Linked DNA regions of Homo sapiens: region 2 is linked to region 1. Evidence: chromatin loops called from intact Hi-C (ENCODE). Cell type or tissue: heart right ventricle. All regions are shown on one strand. Links, peaks and the distances in the headings refer to the core of each region. The heading gives the core; the rest is flanking DNA. Region 1 overlaps LINC03122 (long intergenic non-protein coding RNA 3122). Region 2 overlaps SMIM15-AS1 (SMIM15 antisense RNA 1).

The links. Hi-C counts contacts between places; a loop is a spot of excess contacts. Peaks named below come from ENCODE experiments on the same cell type or tissue, not always from the same donor. Only the 100,000 strongest peaks of a DNase experiment are listed, where the experiment ranks them.
Region 2: it touches region 1 in a loop (2.5-fold over the local background); 53 of 110 quality-filtered maps call a loop at or near these places.

The regions. Positions count from the first base shown.
Region 1 is chr5:61,657,318-61,662,694 of GRCh38, reverse strand. All of the region lies in intron 1 of LINC03122 (long intergenic non-protein coding RNA 3122), which reads right to left. Among named protein-coding and RNA genes, the nearest start is that of LINC03122, 22 kb to the right of the region's middle. In heart right ventricle, for the core only: a CTCF peak has its summit at 3,979 (motif pointing right); DNase peaks (open chromatin) are centred at 3,358 and 3,984; H3K4me3 peaks cover 1,240 bases.
Region 2 is chr5:61,165,412-61,170,788 of GRCh38, reverse strand. All of the region lies in intron 1 of SMIM15-AS1 (SMIM15 antisense RNA 1), which reads right to left. Among named protein-coding and RNA genes, the nearest start is that of SMIM15, 5.6 kb to the right of the region's middle. In heart right ventricle, for the core only: a CTCF peak has its summit at 3,172 (motif pointing left); no DNase peak of the experiment used is centred there.

The sequences.
Region 1 (5,377 bases), core at 300-5,299:
ATACGATGGTTTGTAGTTGTCATTGTCCATGCCTACTGATAACTTATTTTGTGTTTTTGAATGAAAAGACATTTGTACATTCCTTAAAATAATAATATTGTTAAAAAGCTGGTGACGCTCACAAAATCGATTCCACAAATCCCAAGCAGAGCATGTAGAGGCAGCGCACACAGGAGGCGCAGGCGGTGTGAGCAGCCCTCTGCTGTCCCTTCCCCTCCCACAGGCTCCCCCCAGCTGCTCTGACCACCGAGACACCCACTCCCGCTGCATCCCTCACATCCAAAGGCTCTTCCAGTGCCCTCTGGGACCTTGGTTCCAGGGTGAGCAACGCAACCAAGCTCGTGGGGAGGGCGGAGCACTCCATCCTCTTCCTGTGACCGCAGGGACCGTGGCTCTCCCGGGTGCTGCCCAGCCTACCCCAGGTAGTGAGCGCTTCATGGCCCCAAACTCCTGGGGACTGGAAAGGGCTTTGTGTCCTTCTACCTGTATGTAAACCCCCCCCACCCTCTCTTAGCCACCTGGTTGCCCAAAACCACCTGAACCTTCCGCTCACACCTTGGTAACTTACTGTCTTCTTTTCTGTCCTAGATCTTGCCATCAGGGTGGGCACTTTAATGTCCCTCCCTGTGGGCAGCACATCCAATACACTTGCCGTCCCTTTCTTTCCCTCCCTCACCTGGTGACACCCCTAACCTGCGAATGGCCTAGAGTGGTCCCACCTGAGATATTCTCAACCTGTATCCTGAAGCCTCATCACAGCCTCCTCTACTGAGATCCCGGTTCCCTTCAACCCGCTGCCCCTGACTTTCAATCTCCCTGAGCCCGTCCATGTCTGCTCTTCCCATTTCCTCATTCTCTCATCCCCCCCTTTTGGTTTTGCTTCCTTCCCCCTCCCACCTACACTCCAGGGCCTAGCACTTCAGCCCCATTTTTTACAATAGCCCCCTTCCTAAACCAACAGCCTATGAACCTGCTTCGTAGTGCACAGCCAGCAATGAAGCAAGAAAAGAATCGAGCACATAGCCCCAATATGTTCATAAATCGCATACATTTTACTACTGGGCTGACATTTTCTTCATTTTAAAACATATCACGAAAATGGAAAGGCACAAATGACATGATTTTAGAAGGCCAATATAATAAGCATTTCAGTATTTTCTGCCCATTCCCATTGGAGCATTTTGTACAGCCCCTGAGGGTGTGTGTACTCCAGTTTAGGGACCACAGCCCTAAACCCTATCACTCTCTTCTCCTTCTGTCACATCCACCCTACAAAGCCATCCCTGAGCCAGTCTAGTCATGAGTGTCCTGTTCTCTGCCAGGTGTCTAAGTGGTGTTAGAAGACACACTCAGTCCCAGTAACCTCTGGATATACTCTTTCAGCTCAGGGCAATGTCACTGAGAGCCTTCAAGGGGCAACAGTGAAGCTAGTTTGCAAGAAAACGTCTTTCATCTTCATCTATTGCCAGCACCCAGCACAGTGCCTGGCACTTGCCTGTGACCATGAATGCATTGATCTGTGCACACATGTGGCATCCACATCGCTCTGCCTACGTGGTTACCAAGGCATGAAGAGAACAATAGAGAGAGCCCTGACAGGTCAGGACATCCCAGCTGGGGCGCCTTTAGTTCTGAAGCTGTGTGAGGGTACCTTACCCTCACAGCACCTCTGTCTGCCCATAATGGCCCAAGCAATAGACTGGCCCTCAGAATGTGCCTGAGGCAGTTTAATTAAGGCCATTTTGGCACTTGACTATTCCAGAAGGTTGTATGGAGGTGGGAAATAGGGCTCTTTCAATCTTCTCTTCAATGCTGGCAGCAACCCTGGCTCAGGGCACAGCTGTACCCCCATTTCCTTCAGATGTCCCCTCACAGAAGGATGCCGCTGTCAGAGCAAAGGGGTGAGCAGGAGAGTGACAGAGCTTAAAGAGCAGCCTCCAGTGGACACAATGTAGACTGGATTTGAGCAGGGCCTCCAGGGTAAGCACAACGAGAGGTGCTGGAAGAGCCAAGGATATGTGTTTGACCTACCTTCCTCTCTGGCCATGGAGGGCATCTCTTTCTCTCTGTCTCTCTCTGTCTCTCTCTGTCTCTCTCTCTCTCTCTCTCTCTCTCTCTCTCTCTCTCACACACACACACACACACACACACACAGAGAGAGAGAGAGAGAGAAGACAGCTATGGCACTTTCTCAGGAGGTAAACATGATTTAGGCAAAATTCCCTCACTTCCTACAGTTCTTTTATCTTCTCTTTCTCCCTTCCTCGTCCAGTGTTTCTTAATGACTGGTCATGGACTGACCCCTGAATCAAAGTCACTAAAGCCCTGTTATCAGTGCAGATTCCTGGTGTCATCTCAGACTAAGAGAATTAGCAAGTCTGAAACTGGAGCAAGGGACTCTGCATTTAAACAAAGTTTTGCCCATTAAAGTTTGAGCACCACTGAAAAACTCTCTCTTCTTCTCCTGTGTTCTTCCCAACTATGCATCCCTAATCTGTGGCCTGCATCCATCTAGCCACCATTCCCCTCTGCCCCTCCACTCCTGAGGCCATCATGATGAAGCCAGTGGGAACTCCAGTGGAAGGACCCAGACAGGAATAAGATCACCTGGGCCTTCACCTTCCTTCACCGACCGAGAGCTCTTCTCTTCCTGCGCTTTTATTTTAATCTAGGACATCCCCTCACTTGGCTCCTAGAGGCCCTGTTTCATTTAATTTGGCCTCCTTGCCCAAGCAGAATCCTGGGCAAGCCTGGGAACCTAATACCCTGAATTCAAATGAAGTTGCCTGGAGGAAACTGAATGAATCAGGTAGCTAAGATTTGGCCTAACGTTGATCTATTTTTGGCCAAAGCCAACCTCCACTAATAGGTCTCTACTAATAGACTTGCAAAGATGGAGCTCTGAATCAATGCTAAACAAGAGTTATAAATCATGAAGACGTTTGCTGTCTTTTTACCTCCCAGGGATGGGAGTGAATGGGAGAGGACTCTGACCATGAAGCGCTCTAATCTAAACTCGGAGAAAATTCTCCCAGCCATTCTTCTGCTCACAGAATTTCCGCGGCACCAGTCTCCCTGCAGCTTTGACAAGTGAGCTATTTTAGTATGAGAACAAGTAGAGTTATTGTTATCTCTGCTCTGAATCAAGGATAAAAAGAAAAGGTGAGCGGGAGAAGGAGGGTGTGAGAGAGAAGAACTGGGGGTGAGGTGCGGAAAAGCAGAAAGGACTTCAGATACCGAAAGAAAAGGAGCCAGGTGCTCTTCCCGGCAAGGAAGTCACCAGCCGGCCGGTTTGTGGATTGAAATCAGCACGTGACCCCTCAGCAACCATAGTAACAGTCCCTCCCTCTGGTCTCACAGGGCTCTGGAGGGGTGAAGACAGCACGATACATGCCAAGGTGCCTTGTCAGTGGTGAAGTGTTGTCTACACAGGGTGGCAGCTCCCTGTTTGACCAGGGAGCTACTGCGCCTTTCCCACAACCCCACCCAAAGACTCAGGACGGCCCAGGCCAGAAGGAAATTTAGACAGTAGACCCTCCGTCAGCAGATACCTTTCCCTGCTCTTCCTACCGGGTCACCTAGACCCTTAACAAGGGTGCTATTTTAGCAAGAAACTGAAAATAAAAAGAGAATCTGCCCTCCGAACATGCTGAACACTTATTTTAGCACACAGCCCCATGGAGGGTCAGCGCTCCACGCATGTTTTAAAGCGTTTGTGCCTATTTATTTTGAGACCGGCAGGGCCTGAGTGAGCCACAGCTTCCTGGATTCTGCTTTGTCAGCAAGGAAGATTTGCTGCCATAGATATGCTGAGCTCCCTCTGGGGCCCCCCTTCTCCTGGAATCTGACTGAGATGAGAAGTTTATCCCAGCACTTAAATGAAGAGACTTCCTCCAGCTCCCACTTCTGCCTCACCCCTCCGCCTACCACTGACAAACAGGCCTGGCTGCAAGGTGTGCGTGTCACCAGGACCTGGCCACCAGAGGGCGACAGAGAGCAATGAGGGTCGAACAGTTTCCCAGAAGGAGCCAAATCCCCTGACACATCTGCTCCCTCCTCCAGCCCAAAAACTGCCAGACTTGCTAGCATTTGCCAGTCCACCGAAACAAACATCTCACCTTCATCGTACAGTTCCTTGGTAAACTCTTATTTTCTTCTTTATCAAGTTTGGATGGAAAACAAAACAATTAATTTTAAGAGCAGCACACAAGAACCTAAACATTATTTATGTCTCTAATTATCTTGTTCTGGTGGGTATTTTAGTCCCTGTCTGGTCAGCACATTAATTATCTTCATAACTACAGCAAAAGTTAAATAATAAGCACCCAAGGCTACAGCACTACTGTAATGTGCAAGCTTAAATGAACTTATAAATTTTATTAATGGATGCTTTATACAACTCCTTATATTATAAATCAAACAAGAAACCTATTTCTGTCTTTTAAGGGTATGGTGAAAAAGCTTTAACATTATTGAGGATAATTTTTATTAAGTTTAAAACTCCCTTTTTCCAGTAATGAGACTGTTATGAGGATAATTTAATCTAGTTTGTCATGAGGCACCCCGGCTTGTTAAATAAGTTAATAAATGACTGTGCATTAATCAAAGTGACAAAGCTATGAAGAGCTGGGGATGGGAGACAATTCTGGTGATAGTATTAATTAGTATTTAATTAGAAACTTAGGGCCCATAAATAAAAAAAAAATCATGGTAGAGACATTTATGCAAATTGCTCAGAGCCTGCAGTGGAGTTAGCTTTGCTTTAAAGAAACATGATTTTTTTTTCTAACATACTGTACACGGCAGCACTGTGGCCACATCACGTGGCTTAAACGAGCTCTTCTTTTGTTTCCAATTTGTTCCAATTACAGGCCTGTAAATTCAAATCATTCTTTTGACTGTCTTGATTGAAATGTAGAGTTTCCACAATTTCTACTGGGAGTTCTGTTTTTTTCTTCTTTTAATAAAAAAGGAGAAGTGTTTTAAAGACATAAAGAAGAGCTTTAGATTCTTTTTCTGCTCTTTTAATTAAGATGTGTGCCACCATTTTCTAAGAACAATTGTGGATTCCATTTGGTACACAAACAATGCCTCCTTTTTCAATCCTGGTGAGCTGTAACTAGGTTTTGTTATGTGATATAATATTGAAGACTGCATAGATTCAACTGCCATCATTTTTATGATAATCATAGCACTTTTAGCTTTTCTCTCAATAATGTACTTGGATAAATGGGCAATTTTTGATGGCCCAAAAAGATAATAACCGTTTGGTTCTGAACGTCACTGCTTTCCTAAGGTACATGTTCCCCCTTTTCAGACTTTATTATTTGTTGCATTTATTCAAGAAAGGTTATCCACAGTAAAACTGCTTTTTCTA
Region 2 (5,377 bases), core at 87-5,086, 490 kb after region 1:
CCCTACTTCAAGAAGACATATATGAAACAGAATGGAGTTTCTGATTTCAGATTGCTCTACTTCCTTACTTTAAGCCAGGAAGCCTAAAAACATAAACTGAACTCAGCAGATGCAACTAAAAATTTGGGACCAGGATGTCTTTAAGTGAGGGACCAGGATGTGTAACTGATGGTTTAGGAAACTATATTTATAGCCTGGTATCATTAAATTTTTGTTCACTTTTTAAAGTAGATTCCAAATATACACATTATACTCTGAAAGCTTTTTAAAGACACAAACTAGCTTTTAGAATTAGACTTTGGGATGCAATTCCAAATGATTTCTTACGTTCCACAGTTCTGAATGAGAACTAATGGTTCTGAATAGTTATGAGATTTAAAAATAAACATAAAAATTTGGATCAATGGGAGAATTTTACTTGTAACTACCTGTTAACATATCAGGGGTCTCTATGTAAACTTCTGAGATTCAAACACTTTACCTACAGGCAACCTGTACCCCACATTATTTCACAAAGGATTGCGATGTCTTCCTACGTGAACATATACAATAATGATAAAGGATATCTGTTCTAGGAAAAGCATATTTAAAAAGAAATGCAAGTATGCAGGTTAGGATGACCGTTAAACGTGCATTTCAAATTTGGCTTGAGCTTCCTGACAAAATTTTCACTATCAAAAAGTGGCTTCCGAAACTATTCTAAGAATCACTTACTAATATATCTTACATGGGACTTTATATAAAGGACACTGAGGCTGGGTGTGGTGGCTCACGCCTGTAATCCAAGCACTTTGGGAGGCTGAGGCAGGAGGATTGTTTGAGGCCAGGAGTTTGAGACCAGCCCTGGCAACACAGCAAGACCCCATCTCTAATAAAATTAAAAAATAAAAAAGTAAAAGGGCACAATATGACACAGAGGACAATACCCTTGACAACATCATATTGCAAATGCAGTTAAAAATTTTTGCATGGTTACTTTAAGCAGTTAGCTTAGGTGAAGGTAGAAGGTCTAAATTAAAATGCTACTTGGTGAAGGCAATCGTGCTAGGGGCTGCTTTTGCAATACAAAGCTTTTACACTGAAGGCTTCTTAAACGTGAATTAGTCTTCCCAATGGGATAGCAATTCTAATTTAATGGCTAGGAGAACCCAGTACAGAAATAAAAAGTTACTTGACATAGCTAAAAATCATATAGGGACAGGCCTAATATTTGATCCTCTAGTTTCAGCCAGAAAGTTTAGGGTCTCTTACGATTTTAGCAGGACTACAACCCAAGGCTTCAGATTTACTGGACATTTTACTCCTCCAAAAGGATGGCTGCTAACTACAGGGAATTAGTTTGCAGCATGTACATGTATGGTGGCATTCTGGAGATTAAGCATTGTAAATATGAAGTCTTGGAGTTAAAAAAGCACACATCCAATTTTCAGTATTATGTCAACAAATATAAACTACCCAAAACAGCAATATATAATCACCTATATTGACTACGCTCAAAAAACACACTGAATTGGTTTTAAAATGGCAATGGCCATGGGTAGCAAGGAATTATCAACAACAGAAGCACCTGCTATCTAATCTTTCTCCCACAATCTGCGTTTGGAATCACAGGCTGGAAAGTATCTAGTGAGGGCATCTAGTCTGCGTATACACTCTTATCCCATTTTCAAAGATCTCTATTTAGATCTCTAGTCTAGCTTGCTCTTATCTTAAATCGTAGCACCTACGGCCTAGGACTAATTCTTTTTATCAATGAAAATGATGAATCACGACTTTCCTGTAAATACTTTTACGAAGTTGGAAATCATTAAGTAACTAGTCTTCTCTCATTAACACGATAACTACAATTATTTTAACCTTTCCCAAAACATCTTACTAATCTTTTAGACCTCTTCCTACTAGGGTATCTCACCACTTTCAAAACATACTTCAACAGTTTGGCACTTTACTATGAGCTTCACAAATATCCAGGATTTAAATTATTTCATAATTCCTTCAAACATTCTCAGTTTTATTTGTAAGCAACAATGCTACATCGTGAAATCAATTATTTAAAACAATGTTCTAGGTATTGGGGTAACCGACCTCATATAGCTTACATTCTAGTGGAAAAAATAGACAGTGAACCAGTAAACAAGGTATCAGATTGAGGTAAAAGCTGTGGAGAAAAAAAATGTTATGGGGGTGGAGAAGCCTTTTGTAATAGGTAGCACTTCATTTGAAACCTCTAGGAAGGCAGTAGCCCTGCAAACATATGAAAAGAACGTTTTAAGCAATTTTTGGCTAATGAAAGTTTAACGAGTAATCTGCTATATATTTATATGCATTCCTTCCAAATTATATAACCTTGTACTGCTCCCTATTGAATTTTATTGTTCTTATTTTGAAGACTAATTCTATCCTTTTTTTTTTTTTTTTTGAGACGGAGTCTCACCCTGTCACCCAGGCTGAAGTGCAGTGGCGCGATCTCGGCTCACTGCAAGCTCCGCCTCCCGGGTTCAAGTGATTCTCCTGCCTCAGCCTCCTGAGTAGCTGGGACTACAGGCACCCACCACCACGCCTGGCTAATTTTTTGTGTTTTTAGTCCACGCCCGGCTAATTTTTTTGTATTTTTAGTAGAGACGGGGTTTCACCATGTTAGCCAGGATGGTCTCGATCTCCTGACCTCTTGATCCACCCACCTTAGCCTCCCAAAGTGCTGGGATTACAGGCGTGAGCCACCGCACCCGGCCTCTATCTTTTATAAGCTTTTCATTATCTCCTTTAATTGGTGTATTCCAAAGTTTGAGACGCATGCCTTCTAATTTAAACAAGCATTTCTTAATAATATTAACTAACAGTTTAGGAGGTGTTTCTGCCAAACAACATTTAATAATGGTTGGAAAAATACTAACTGAAACAACTTATAGGATAGGCCTAAATGAGTTTTCCAGAAAACAATTTGGTCACACTTTGCAGGGAAAATAGGCTGAAACAGGCAGAGTATGACCCATTCAGAAGATGAGGCTAATGGGACCATGAACCACCGATGGGTTGGTCTAATAGCAGTGAAAGAGCCCAACAGAGAATTGAGAGGTTTATAATGTCATGTATGTGGGATGAAGAAGCCGATCAACTGGCAAGGTTGGAGAAAACCTTCCCCAGCACATTGGCTCTCTGAGACATGCTGCCACCACCTGGGCAATAGGCAATTTTGAAGTTTGGGGGGATTTTAGTTATTATCTGTTAACAATTATAGAATCAAAAAACATACTTTCATATTATAAAATCAGCATTTTTTGTCAAGAAAAATGAAAGACAAAAAACGCTGATTTCATAGAATGAAAGCATGTTTTTTGATTCTACAATGGTTTTGTTTTTCGATTAAAAAAGAGCAGAGATTTTGGCCAGATATACTTAAAATTCCTGCTTTATTTTTAAAGTCTCTGGTTCCCTATCTGTAAAATTAGTATAAAAATACAATCCTGTGGTGTTGTTTAGTTTCAGGATTAGTGATAATAAGTGTGAAGCACCTAGCCCAGCACCTGGTACATACTAAGTACTCAATAAGTAACTTTTTTTTTTTTTTTGAGATGGAGTTTTGCTCTTGTTGCCCAGGCTGCCAGGCTGGAGTGCGGTGGCGCGATCTCGGCTCACGGCAACCTCTGCCTCCTGGGTTCAAGCAATTCTCCTGCCTCAGCCTCCCGGGCAGCTGAGATTACAGGCATGCGCCACCATGCCTGGCTAATTTTGTATTTTCAGTAGAGACGGGGTTTCTCCATGTTGGTCAGGCTGATCTCGAACTCCTGACCTCAGGTGATCCACCAGCCTCGGCCTCCCAAAGAGCTGGAATAAGTAGCTTTTTTTTTTTTTTGAGATGGAGTTTCGCTCTTGTTGCCTAGGCAGGAGTGCAATGGCATGATCTCTGTTTGCTGCAACCTCCACCTCCTGGGTTCAAACAATTCTCCTGCCTCAGCCTGCCAAGTAGCTGGGATTACAGGCATGTGCCACCACGCCCAGCTAATTTTTTAATTTTAGTGGAGACGGGTTTCACCAAGTTCATCAGGCTGGTCTCGAACTCCTGACCTCAGGTGATCCACCTGCTTCTGCTTCACAAAGGGCTGGGATTACAGGCATGAGCCAATGTGCCTGGCCACAATAAGTAGCTTTAAAAAAAATTATTCTTCTGTATAAACTTTCAAATATCACTAAAATCTGATTATGCTAAAAAAAAAAAAATCACTGCCTGGGCACAGTGGCTCAGGCCTGTAATCCCAGCACTTTGGGAGGCTGAGGCGGGCAAATCACCCGACATCAGGAGTTTGAGACCAGCCTGTCCAATATGGTAAAAACCCATCCCTACAAAAAATACAAAAATTAGCTGGGCATGATGGTGCACGCCTGTAGTCCCAACTACTCGGGAGGCTGAGGCAGGAGAATCACTTGAACCTGGGAGGTGGAGGCTGCAGTGAGCTGAGATCGCACTACTGCACTCTAGCCTGGGCAAGAGAGCGAGACTCTGCCTCAAAATAAATAAATAAATAAAAATAAATAAATATTACATAAATGTGCCTATTAAGAAATGTTTTGCATTATGTTTCAATGGAAGTAAAAAACCTCACAAAATAAAATTTAGGGAAGAAACCAATTCCATCAAAGTAAGATGCAGGTAAGAGAACTCTCAAAGTCTTTTAGACACACTCAATTGTTATTATTAAACTATATTATTATCTTAATATTATCTGAATCTTATTCTGGTTTCACTACTTACAACTTTGACATGGGTTAGAATGAGATATAATTTTGCACCAATCAAGGGAAAAATACTTTTTAAGAAAAAAAATGGCATGGGACTGCCACAGGACTTCCATTCTCAATAGACAAAAGAATTTTATAAGGCTCTACTTATAAAATATAATTGCAATAGAGTACACTAGTGCTGAAGAGGCTGGTGGTGTGATATACTACACAGGAATTATCTTATGCAAAGGCAGGCCCTATTTCATTAACAGCATCAGGTTTAGTTAGTTTGGCTAAACTTACATGAATAATATTTTATTTCTTAAAAGTAAATAAAGCAGACCTTATTTCCTTGTTATTCTAAATTCGTATTCTGACAGACATTTGAGAGAATAAAAACCTGATTAAGGATCTTTTCAAACAAAGAAATAAGATCTTGTCCTGGAACAGTGGCTCACACCTGTAGTGCCAGCACTTTGAAAGACAAAGGCAGGAGGATCACTTCAGGCAAGGAGTTTGGGACCAGCCTGGGCAACAGAGTGAAACCCTGCCTCTAGAAAAAAATTTTTAAAAATTAGTTGGGCATAGTGGCATGCATCTGTAGTCCCAGCTACTCTAGAGGCTGAGGTGGGAGGATCGCTTGAGCCCAGGCAGTCAA